Linked DNA regions of Homo sapiens: region 1 is linked to region 2. Evidence: read pairs that join two places in POLR2A ChIA-PET (ENCODE). Cell type or tissue: OCI-LY7. All regions are shown on one strand. Links, peaks and the distances in the headings refer to the core of each region. The heading gives the core; the rest is flanking DNA.

Region 1 (4,781 bases), core at 287-4,286, 320 kb before region 2:
ACTGTATATTATGTGTACTCTCGAAAACACTTTCCTAGAGATCCTTTATTTTATTGTAACAGTAACAGTTTCAACAGTAAGATTGTTGTAATATTTTTAGTCCTTCAGGACATTTAAGTCTTTTGTTTAATTTCCATGTAGTCCATTTATATATATGTTTTGAGGAATGCATTGGGAACCCATATAGGGGATGGTCTTTAATGTATAGACACTGAGCCCCCCCATAATTTGTGGGAATCACTAGAATGCAACCCATTGTAATAACTTGCTTTTTGAAAAATGGCCATAAAAGATATGTTCATCTATTCATTAAACTGTCTCCTGAGTATCAACTCTGAGTTAGTCACAGCAGAAGGTAGAAATGAAAAGACCGGCCAGGCGTGGTGGCTCCCGCCTGTAATCCCAGCACTTTGGGAGGCTGAGGCAGGTGGATCACTTGGGGCCAGGAGTTCAAGACCAGCCTGGCCAACATGGTGAAACCCCGTCTCTACTAAAAATAAAAAAATTAGCTGGGCGTAGTTGTAGGCATCTGTAATCCCAGCCACTCGGGAGGCTGAGGCAGGAGAATTGGTTTAACCTGGGATGTGGAGGTTGCAGTGAGCTGTGATCGTGCCACTGCACTCTAGCCTGGGTGACAGAGCAAGACTCTGTCTAAAAAAAAAAAGAAAGGAAAAGACCAATGTGGTCCTGTAGGAGTTTAGAATCTAGGTGCTAGAGGAAAGTATATGTAGTAGTTTACACAGTATTTTTTAATGTATTATATTTTTTTGGCCTCATAGCAATCTTTTGGTTAAGATAGAAATGATCAGTCTCATTTTACAAAACTAGGTATTGAGACACTTGTCTGAGGTGAAGTGGCTATGAAATGATTCAGTATAGATTTAAATCCAAGTCATCAGTCTCCTGAGTCCAATGTGTTCTTGGTTATATTATTCTGCTTTCCTTGGTGGTGGTTTCTCCTGTAGCACTGCCTTTCAGCCAGTATTTCAGTTTTAACAGCATGTTGGCTGCAGTGAGCCAACATTGTGCCACTGCATGCCAGTCTGGGTAACAAAGTAAGACTCTGTCTCCAAAAAAAAAAAATTGTTCCTGATACTTTATTATTAGTGGAAAACAGAAAAATTAAATTTTTGATAGTAGTGATAAGAGTAATTTTTTTGTCAACTTCAATACACTGAAGACCAAAATGGTTATCCTTAAGTGTGCCAAAATGAGCAAATCTTTAGCTTGATTTCAGTGTTCCTTAGGCTTCAGTTGGTGGACCACATATATTATTGTGAAAGAAAACATTTCATTTCAACAGCTTTCCCACCCTGTGTGCTGTGTACTAAATCAGTCCTAAGTTTTACTTCTACTTGGAGAAAAATGAAGATATCAGAGATAGGAGGTAAAGGAAAAGTAAGATTGTTTTGGTTGTTTGTTTCAGAATGTTGAGTTATTTTGGTGAAAAACAGTAAACTGTTGGGCCTAAATTAGAGATGCAGAGGCATTAATATTTATCTACCTAAAATAGATAACATTTTTCAGAGGGAAATGCAAAGGATTATGTACTTTCATTGTTCATTCAAAACTCTGGAGAGGCTCAATTTTTCTACTTTCAAGATCACTAGGGTCAGTCAATCTGATTTTGTATTCTCTGCCAAAAATGTTTTTAAATTTTCTCTTTTGTCCCAGGTCATATAAAAGTGGGTCTGGAGTAAACAACAGAAGAACTGAGCTATTTTTGAAAGAACATGACCACCTTCGAAAGTAGGTATTGAATGTATGTGCATTATGTGGTTTTCCACGTTTATTAATTCATTTACTTATGTAACCAACATTTTATGATGTTTATTATACTGAGTGCCTTGTCCATGCTAATTCATTTTATTCTCCTAATGACTCTTTTCAATAGAAAAGGAATTGCAACTGTTCCAACCATAATTAGGAAAGATCCTATGCTGTTGAATATTTCACATCACTTAATTGTTACCTTAATATGGTTGTTATTTTTTTTTTTTTTTCTCTGAGATGGAGTCTCGCTCCGTCACCCAGGCTGGAGTGCAGTGACTCAATCTCAGCTCACTGCAGCCGCTTGCCTCCCGGGTTCAAGCGATTCTCCTGCCTCAGCCTCCCAAGTAGCTGGGACTACAGGCGTGTGCCACCATGCCTGGCTAATTTTTTTGTATTTTTGGTAAAGATGGAGTTTCGCCATGTAGCCAGGATGGTCTCCATCTCCTGACCTCGTGATCCACCCACCTTGGCCTCCCAAATTGCTGGGATTACAGGCGTGAGCCACCACCGCACCCGGCCAGTGCATGTGCTAATTCTCTACAGAGAGAGACTGAGACAGGATGAAACTGAATGGAATAAGAGCTCCTGATGAATTAGATGAGTCGTAGAGACTGAAAAGATGGGCTTCGTCATTGCCCTCAGTATGATAACACAAGCTTCTAAATACTTCTCTTAAATCAATTTTTTTTTGTAATTACAAATACTTGCTAGGTAATAAAATAACATTAAAATTATCAGTAAAATATGTTTACAAAATAATGTGAAAAACTTTAGTTTTTCAGTGTTTTTGTATTTCATTTGCCAAGTGCTTTGAGGAAGAAGTGGCAAGATTTTTTTGAAATAACTTTAAATAACAAAAGCTAAATGCCTTTCATAGTGCTCATTTTAGAAAGTATGGATAGTTCAACAACACAAAAAGAAAATTGAAATGACACATTACTACAAATTCTGTAATATTTTTTACTCTTCAGTAGATTGCAAGCTTTTTCCCATATAATTTGATTTTTTGTTTTTTTAAAATAAATGGTGCATATATTCCATAATAAAGATAAACCATAAATTATGTAACCATTTCCCTAATGTTGGCCTTTTGGGTTATGTTCTGTTTTTACTATTATACACAGTAAAGCCTTTGTGTGTATCCGTCATGATTTCCTCATTCTAAATTCCTAAATCAGAATTGCAGGATTAAAGAACACACTCATTTGCAAAGTTTTTCTATAATATTGGCAAATTTCCAAGTTTGATATTTTGCAGTAGGGTCGGACCTTTTATGGCTAGAACTATGTTTAAGCTTTTGCTTCTTCATAAATATTGTTTTTTAATGTTAATGTAATTTTTTACTTGCTCCAAAAGCACATATTTTTGCCTGGAAAAAGAGTAAATCAGTTTTTGTAAATGAATGCCATACTTAAACACACACACACACACACACACAACTTTGTAATGAATTGTTTTTACCAGCTCTCCTTAATACTCTTTTTATATAAAAATAAATGCTGTTAGGTTTTAGCAATTTATGTTATGGATGACAAATTTCTTTTGCTATATGGTGGATAAAGTAACTTTCGTTTTTGGCTTCTCTTTCCCTGAGTCTGTCAGTCAGAAGAAAATACTGACTTTGAATTAGTGTCAAGCTTGTAACTACTTGTTTTTTGCTGGACTGTTGATACATTCTCATAGGGTTTTTAGTTGCTATTTAGATAATTTCTCTTTCTTTATGTAATTGTTCTTTTTCACTACTCCCTGATATTTTTCTTCTTGAAAAAGTATCTAGTTAATTTTGTATAGTTCTTCTCCCCACCCCAAGAATTTCTGCCTTTATAATCTTTTCTTTCTTTTTTCTTTAAGACAGAGTCTCACTCTGTTGCCCAGGCTGGAGTGTCGCGGTGTGATCTCAGCTCACTGTGCCCTCTGCCTCCTGGGTTCCAGCGGTTCTCCTGCCTCAGCCTCCTAGGTAGCTGGGACTACAGGCACCTGCCACTACACCCAGCTAACTTTTGTATTTTTAGTAGAGATGGGGTTTCACTCTGTTGGCCAGGCTGGTCTTGAACTCCTAACTTCAAGAGATCCACCCACCTCAGCCTCTGAAAGTGCTGGGATTACAGGCGTGAGGCAATGTGCCCAGACTTTTTTTTTTTTTTGACTTGAGGGTCTCACTCTGTCACCCATTGTTTCTCTCTTTGTATTTATTTTATACAAGATATATGGCTTTTTCTGGCCAACATGGTGAAAACCCATCTCTACTAAAAATACAAAAATTAGCCGGGTATGGTGGTGGGCACCTGTAATCCCAACTACTTGGGAGGCTGAGGCAGGAGAATTGCTTGAACCCGGGAGGCGGAGGTTGCAGTGAGCCAAGATCACGCTACTGCACTTCAGCCTGTGTGACAGAGCGAGACTCCGGCTCAAAAAAAAAAAAAAAAAAAAGACATGGCTGATTATATTCTTGCTGTCTTTATAGATGGAGAATTAAGGAGTAGAGACAGACAGACTATATTACCTCAAACATTGAAATGCCATAATTTATCCAGAATCATACATTCATTACTTGACCAGGCATATGATGCTTTTTCTCTAGAAGCATTTTGTCATTTTGAATAAAATACGTCTTCTGTATTTACCTTAATGAAGTTGACAACTTTCAGAGGTTTTCAGTGGTGAAGATAAACTTGAATAAGGAGATAACTTACACAAGCAGAAAAAGCCTCATCTCTTCTGGATTCCTTTAATGCCAGTGGTCATCACCAGGTGTAGATCAGTCACCTTTTACCCAGGCTGGGACCACCACCTTCTCATCTACAGGTGTGTCACCTTAGCAATCTTCTGCATCTCACTGTCAGCCAACACATTTTCTCCTTCCAAGCCTCTGCAGTCTCATGAGTTTGTCTGTATTTTTCTTCTTATAACCTACCTTGCTACCTTAGCCAGCCTGGATCTCATAGGAGATTAACTGAAATACTCCCAACATTGGGCCTTTCCTGTGCCCCTGTCTTCCTGCTGTACCC
Region 2 (4,781 bases), core at 516-4,515:
ACTAAAAATGCAAAAATTACCCAAGCGTAGTGGTGCACGCCTGTAGTCCCAGCTACTGGGCTGAGGCAGGAGAATCACTTGAACCCGGGAAGCGGAGGTTGCAGTGAGCTAAGATAGTGCCATCGCACTCCAGCCTGGGCAATAGAGCAAGACTCCACCTCAAAAAAAAATAATAAATAAATAATAAAAAACAAAACTTACAAAGTTTCCACTACAGCTGAATATAACCCCAAAGCAACTGTTTTAAAATTTTAACATGATTAAGAGCTCACAAAATGCCAAAAATTCATCAAGTTTGTATTTCAATACTAAGCCACCCAAAAGCTTAGGGAGTATTTCCTTCACAACCCTCCAAAACAACAGTGACTGATATATTTTCCTCCAGAGTTTAGTTACTAAAAAGACATATGTAGAGGCCAGGTGCGGTGGCTCATGCCTATAATCCCGGCACTTTTGAAGGACGGATCACTTGTGTCCAGGAGTTCAAGACCAGCCTGGGCAACATGGCAAAACTCTGTCTCTAGTAAAAAATACAAAAAATCAGCTGTGTGTGGTGGCATGGCTTGTAGTCCCAGCTGCTTGGGAGGCTAAAGTGACAGGAACACTTGAGCCTGAGAGGTTGAGGCTTCAGTGGGTGGTTTTTGCACCACTGCCCTCCAGCCTGGGTGACAAAGTGAGACCCTGCCTCAAAAATAACCAAACAAACAAAAAAGAAAACCACATATATAAAACACAAAACTATTTGCTAACAAGAACATACTGATTAAAAACTGGCCAGGTACAGTGGCTTACGCCTGTAATCCTAGGATTTTGGGAGGCTGAGGCAGGTGGATTGCCTGAGCTCAGGAGTTTGAGACCAGCCTGGGCAACATGGTGAAACCCTGTCGCTGCTAAAAACACAAAAATTAGCTGGGTTTGGTGGTGCCTGCCCGTAATCCCAGCTACTCGGAGGCTGAGGCAGGAGAATCATTTGAGCTCAGGAGGTGGAGGTTGCAGTGAGCCGAGATCACGCCACTGTACTCCAGCCCAGGTGAGAGAGCAATACTCTGTCTCGAACAAACAAACAAACAAAAAACACCACAAAAAAAAACAGAAAAACATATTTATCAAAAATAAAAGACAGCCGGGTACAGCGGCTCATGCCTGTAATCCCAGCACTTTGGGAGGCTGAGGCAGTTGAATCACGGAGTCAGGAGTTCAAGACCAGCCTGGCCAACATGGTGAAACCCCGTCTCTACTAAAAATACAAAAAAATTAGCTGGTCATGGTGGCGGGCACCTGTAATCCCAGCTACTCAGGAGGCTGAGGCAGGAAAATTGCTTGAACCTGGGAGGTGGAGGTTGCAGTGAGCCGAGGCCGTGCCACTGCACTCCAGCCCAGGGGACAGCACGAGACTCTGTCTCAAAAAAAAAAAAAAAAAAAAAAAAAGGCCAGGTGCGGTGGCTCACGCCTGTAACCCTTGCACTTTGGGAGGCCGAGGCGGGCGGGTCATGAGGTCAGGAGATCGAGACCATCCTGGCTAACATGGTGAAACCCCGTCTCTACTAAAAATACAAAAAATTAGTTGGGCTTGGTGGCGGGCACTTGTAGTCCCAGCTACTCGGGAGGCTGAGGCAGGAGAATGGCGTGAGCGGGGGAGGCGGAGCTTGCAGCAAGCTGAGATTGCGCCAGTGCACTCCAGCCTGGGCGACAGAGCGAGACTCCGTCTAAAAAAAAAATAAAAATAAAAATAAAAATAAAGACAAAGATAAAAAATAGTCAACTGAAATTGAAAACGCTAATCAACATATTTTTTCTCAGTTTCTGTGAAATGTATATTACATTAGCTATTTGTCTTTGTACTGACACCAAGACATCAGTCATTAGTAATAATGGAAACAGCAACAATACAGCAGCAGCTATTATCTACTGAGTACCTGTATGCCAGGTAAATCTGTACCTATGGTCTCATTTAAACTCTACCATAACCCTGTGAAGAGAACCTGTGTAGATGAGTAACATGGGAGTCAGAGAGATGAAACTGGCCATATCACAAAGTTAGTGAAGTGGCAGAGATTTTGAATTCAGTCTGACTCAAGAATGGACTTGTAAGCACTGCTATGTTTCTCCTTGTTTCTCTTACACTTAAGACTTTTTTAGAAAAAAAAGTGCTTAATTGAGAACTTTCAAACAGAAAACGTATATTATATGATTTGGTAATCTGTTACAGTAGTGGCCCCCAATGAACCAGGAATTCACATTTCCAACTACTCGTGGCCTTGTGTGGTCCTCTCCCCTAGAATCTGGGCTGGGCCTGTGACTAGCAATGCAGTCACACGTGCACAGCAATAGAGTGAAACTGATCCTGTGCCAGTTCCAGGCCTCATCCTTCAGAAGACCTGTCAACATCTGCTTTTTGGAGGCCACCATGAAAGAAGTATGTCTATCTTTCTGGAGAGGACAAGGGGAAAGAGACAGGAAGGTGAAAAGGCAGGAAGGGAGGAAGACAGGGAGAGAGACTGGCACCAAAGCCCAGGTATGCCAGTGTTCCAACTGAGACTAGCTAATACTAAGTCTCCAAATATAAATGAATGTTCTCTGTCAGACATTCCAGCCACAACTGCAACCACAAGAGTGTTGCCAAGCAAAACCAGGAGAACTACCTATCTGAGCCCCAGTCAACTTCCAGAATTGTAAGCAAATAAAATGGTTGCTTTTTAAGTCATTAAGCTTTGGCACAGTTTTATTACGTAGCAGTAAACAAATCATATAAAAAAATACACGCTTAATTCTTGATTATCTATACTAATAGAGTGCACATCATCAAGACCAAGACAATCGAAAAAAGAATGTCTGCCAAATTACACCCACAACATTCATAAAGGCATTCATTCAACATTTATTGAGGCCTAGTATGTGTCAGAAATTAGGGTTATAAAGATGAATAAAGCATGGTCTTCACCTCAAAAACTCTCATTCTGGTAAGGGGGATGGCAAGCAAAAGTAACTATAATGAAATGAATTATGTTCTTACATATCTGGGGCAGCCACAAACTGCCATCAGAGCATAAAAGAGCATTATGATGGGAAAGAGAGTAGGAGACATTTAAAGAATAAGTTGTCAGTTGGAGGAGCAGGGGATGTCACCTTGAATAACAATAATATTTAGTATTATTATGGCTGACATTAATTAAGAATCTCCTATGTCCTAGGCACTGTGCTAAGCGTTTTTTTTTTAATAACTATAAGTTTTAGGGTACATGTGCACAACGTGCAGGTTTGTTACATATGTATACATCTGCCATGTTGGTATGCTGCCCCTATTAACTCGTCATTTAACATTAGGTATATCTATCTCCTAATGCTATCCCTCCCCCCTCCCCACACCCAGTGCTAAGCATTTTAAATAAGTTTCTCATTTTAATTCCCACAATGGCCAGGTAAAGCAGATACTACCCTTATCCTCATTTTACACAGAAGGAAACTGAAGATTAGGAAAATTTAGTTTCTCAAGCTTTCACAGCTAATACGAACAACTAAAATAGCTGCAAATATTAGTGACTCACTGATAGCCCTCAATAATAAAAAAAGGCTGGGTTGGGTGTGGTGGCTCTCACTTGTAATCCCAGCACTTTGGGAGGCTAAGGCGGGCAGATCACTTGAGGCCAGGAGTTCAAAACCAGCCTGGCCAACACAGTGAAACCTCGTCTCTATTAAAAATACTAAAATTAGCTGGCCTTGGTGGCGCATGCCTGTAATCCCAGATACTCGGGAGGATGAGACAGAAGAATTGCTTGAATCCAGGAGGCAGAGGTTGCAGTGAGCCGAGACTGAGACACTGCACTCCAGCCTGGGTGACAGAGCAAGACTCCGTCTCGAAAAAATAATAATAATAGTAATAACAATAAAAGGCTGTCTTATATTTGTTTGGCTTTTTAGATGACAAATTAGTCATATTCTTTACCAGATTTATAGCAATAAGAATAGTTATCGGCCAGGAGCAGTGTCTCATGCCTGTAATTCCAGCACTTTGTGAGGCCGAGGCAGGCGGATCACCTAAGGTCAGGAGTTGGGAGACCAGCCTGGCCAGTATGGCGAAACCCTGTCTCTACTAAAAATACAAAAAAATTAGCCGAGCGTGGTGGTGGGAGCCTGTAATCCCAGCTACTCAGGAGGCTGAGGCAGGAGAATCGCTTGAACCCGGGAGGCAGAGGTTACGCTGAGCTGAGATCGTGCCACTGCACTCCAGCCTGGGTGACAGAGCAAGACTCCACCTCAAAAAAAAAAAAAATAGTTCTCTATCAAAATTATATACATTACAATCTACACTAAAACAAAATTGCCGGGCATGGTGGCTCATGCCTGTAATCCCAGCACTTTGGGAGCTCGAGGCAGGTGGATCACCTGAGGTCGGGAGTTTGAGACCAGCCTGACCAACATGGTGAAACCCCATCTCTACTAAAAATACAAAATTAGCCGGGTGTGGTGGCACATGCTTGTAATGCCAGCTACTCGGAAGGCTGAAGGAGGAGAATCACTTGAACCCCCGGGAGGCGGAAGTTGCCGTGAGCCAATATTGCGCCATTGCACTCCAGCCTGGGCAACAAGTGCGAAACTCCGTCTTTAAAAAACAAAAAAATCTACACACAAAAACATACCTCTATAACATTCACACACATTTTTTTCTTTCTTTTTTCTTTCTTTCTTTTTTTTTTTTTTTTTTTGAGATGAAGTCTTGCACTATTGCCCAAGCTGGAATGCAGTGGCGCAATCTTGGCTCTGTGCAACCTCTGCCTCCCAGG

Evidence for each region. Peaks named below come from ENCODE experiments on the same cell type or tissue, not always from the same donor. Only the 100,000 strongest peaks of a DNase experiment are listed, where the experiment ranks them.
Region 1: POLR2A ChIA-PET joins it to region 2 with 6 read pairs; 3 of 35 experiments call an interaction of 5 or more read pairs at or near these places.

Annotation. Positions count from the first base shown.
Region 1 is chr17:30,491,005-30,495,785 of GRCh38, forward strand. It overlaps GOSR1 (golgi SNAP receptor complex member 1), which reads left to right. Exons shown (of 9, transcript NM_001007025.2): 6 at 1,675-1,749. Among named protein-coding and RNA genes, the nearest start is that of GOSR1, 16 kb to the left of the region's middle. In OCI-LY7, for the core only: no CTCF peak of the experiment used is centred there; no DNase peak of the experiment used is centred there.
Region 2 is chr17:30,810,401-30,815,181 of GRCh38, forward strand. All of the region lies in intron 1 of CRLF3 (cytokine receptor like factor 3), which reads right to left. Among named protein-coding and RNA genes, the nearest start is that of CRLF3, 12 kb to the right of the region's middle. In OCI-LY7, for the core only: no CTCF peak of the experiment used is centred there; a DNase peak (open chromatin) is centred at 557; H3K4me3 peaks cover 221 bases; H3K27ac peaks cover 1,870 bases.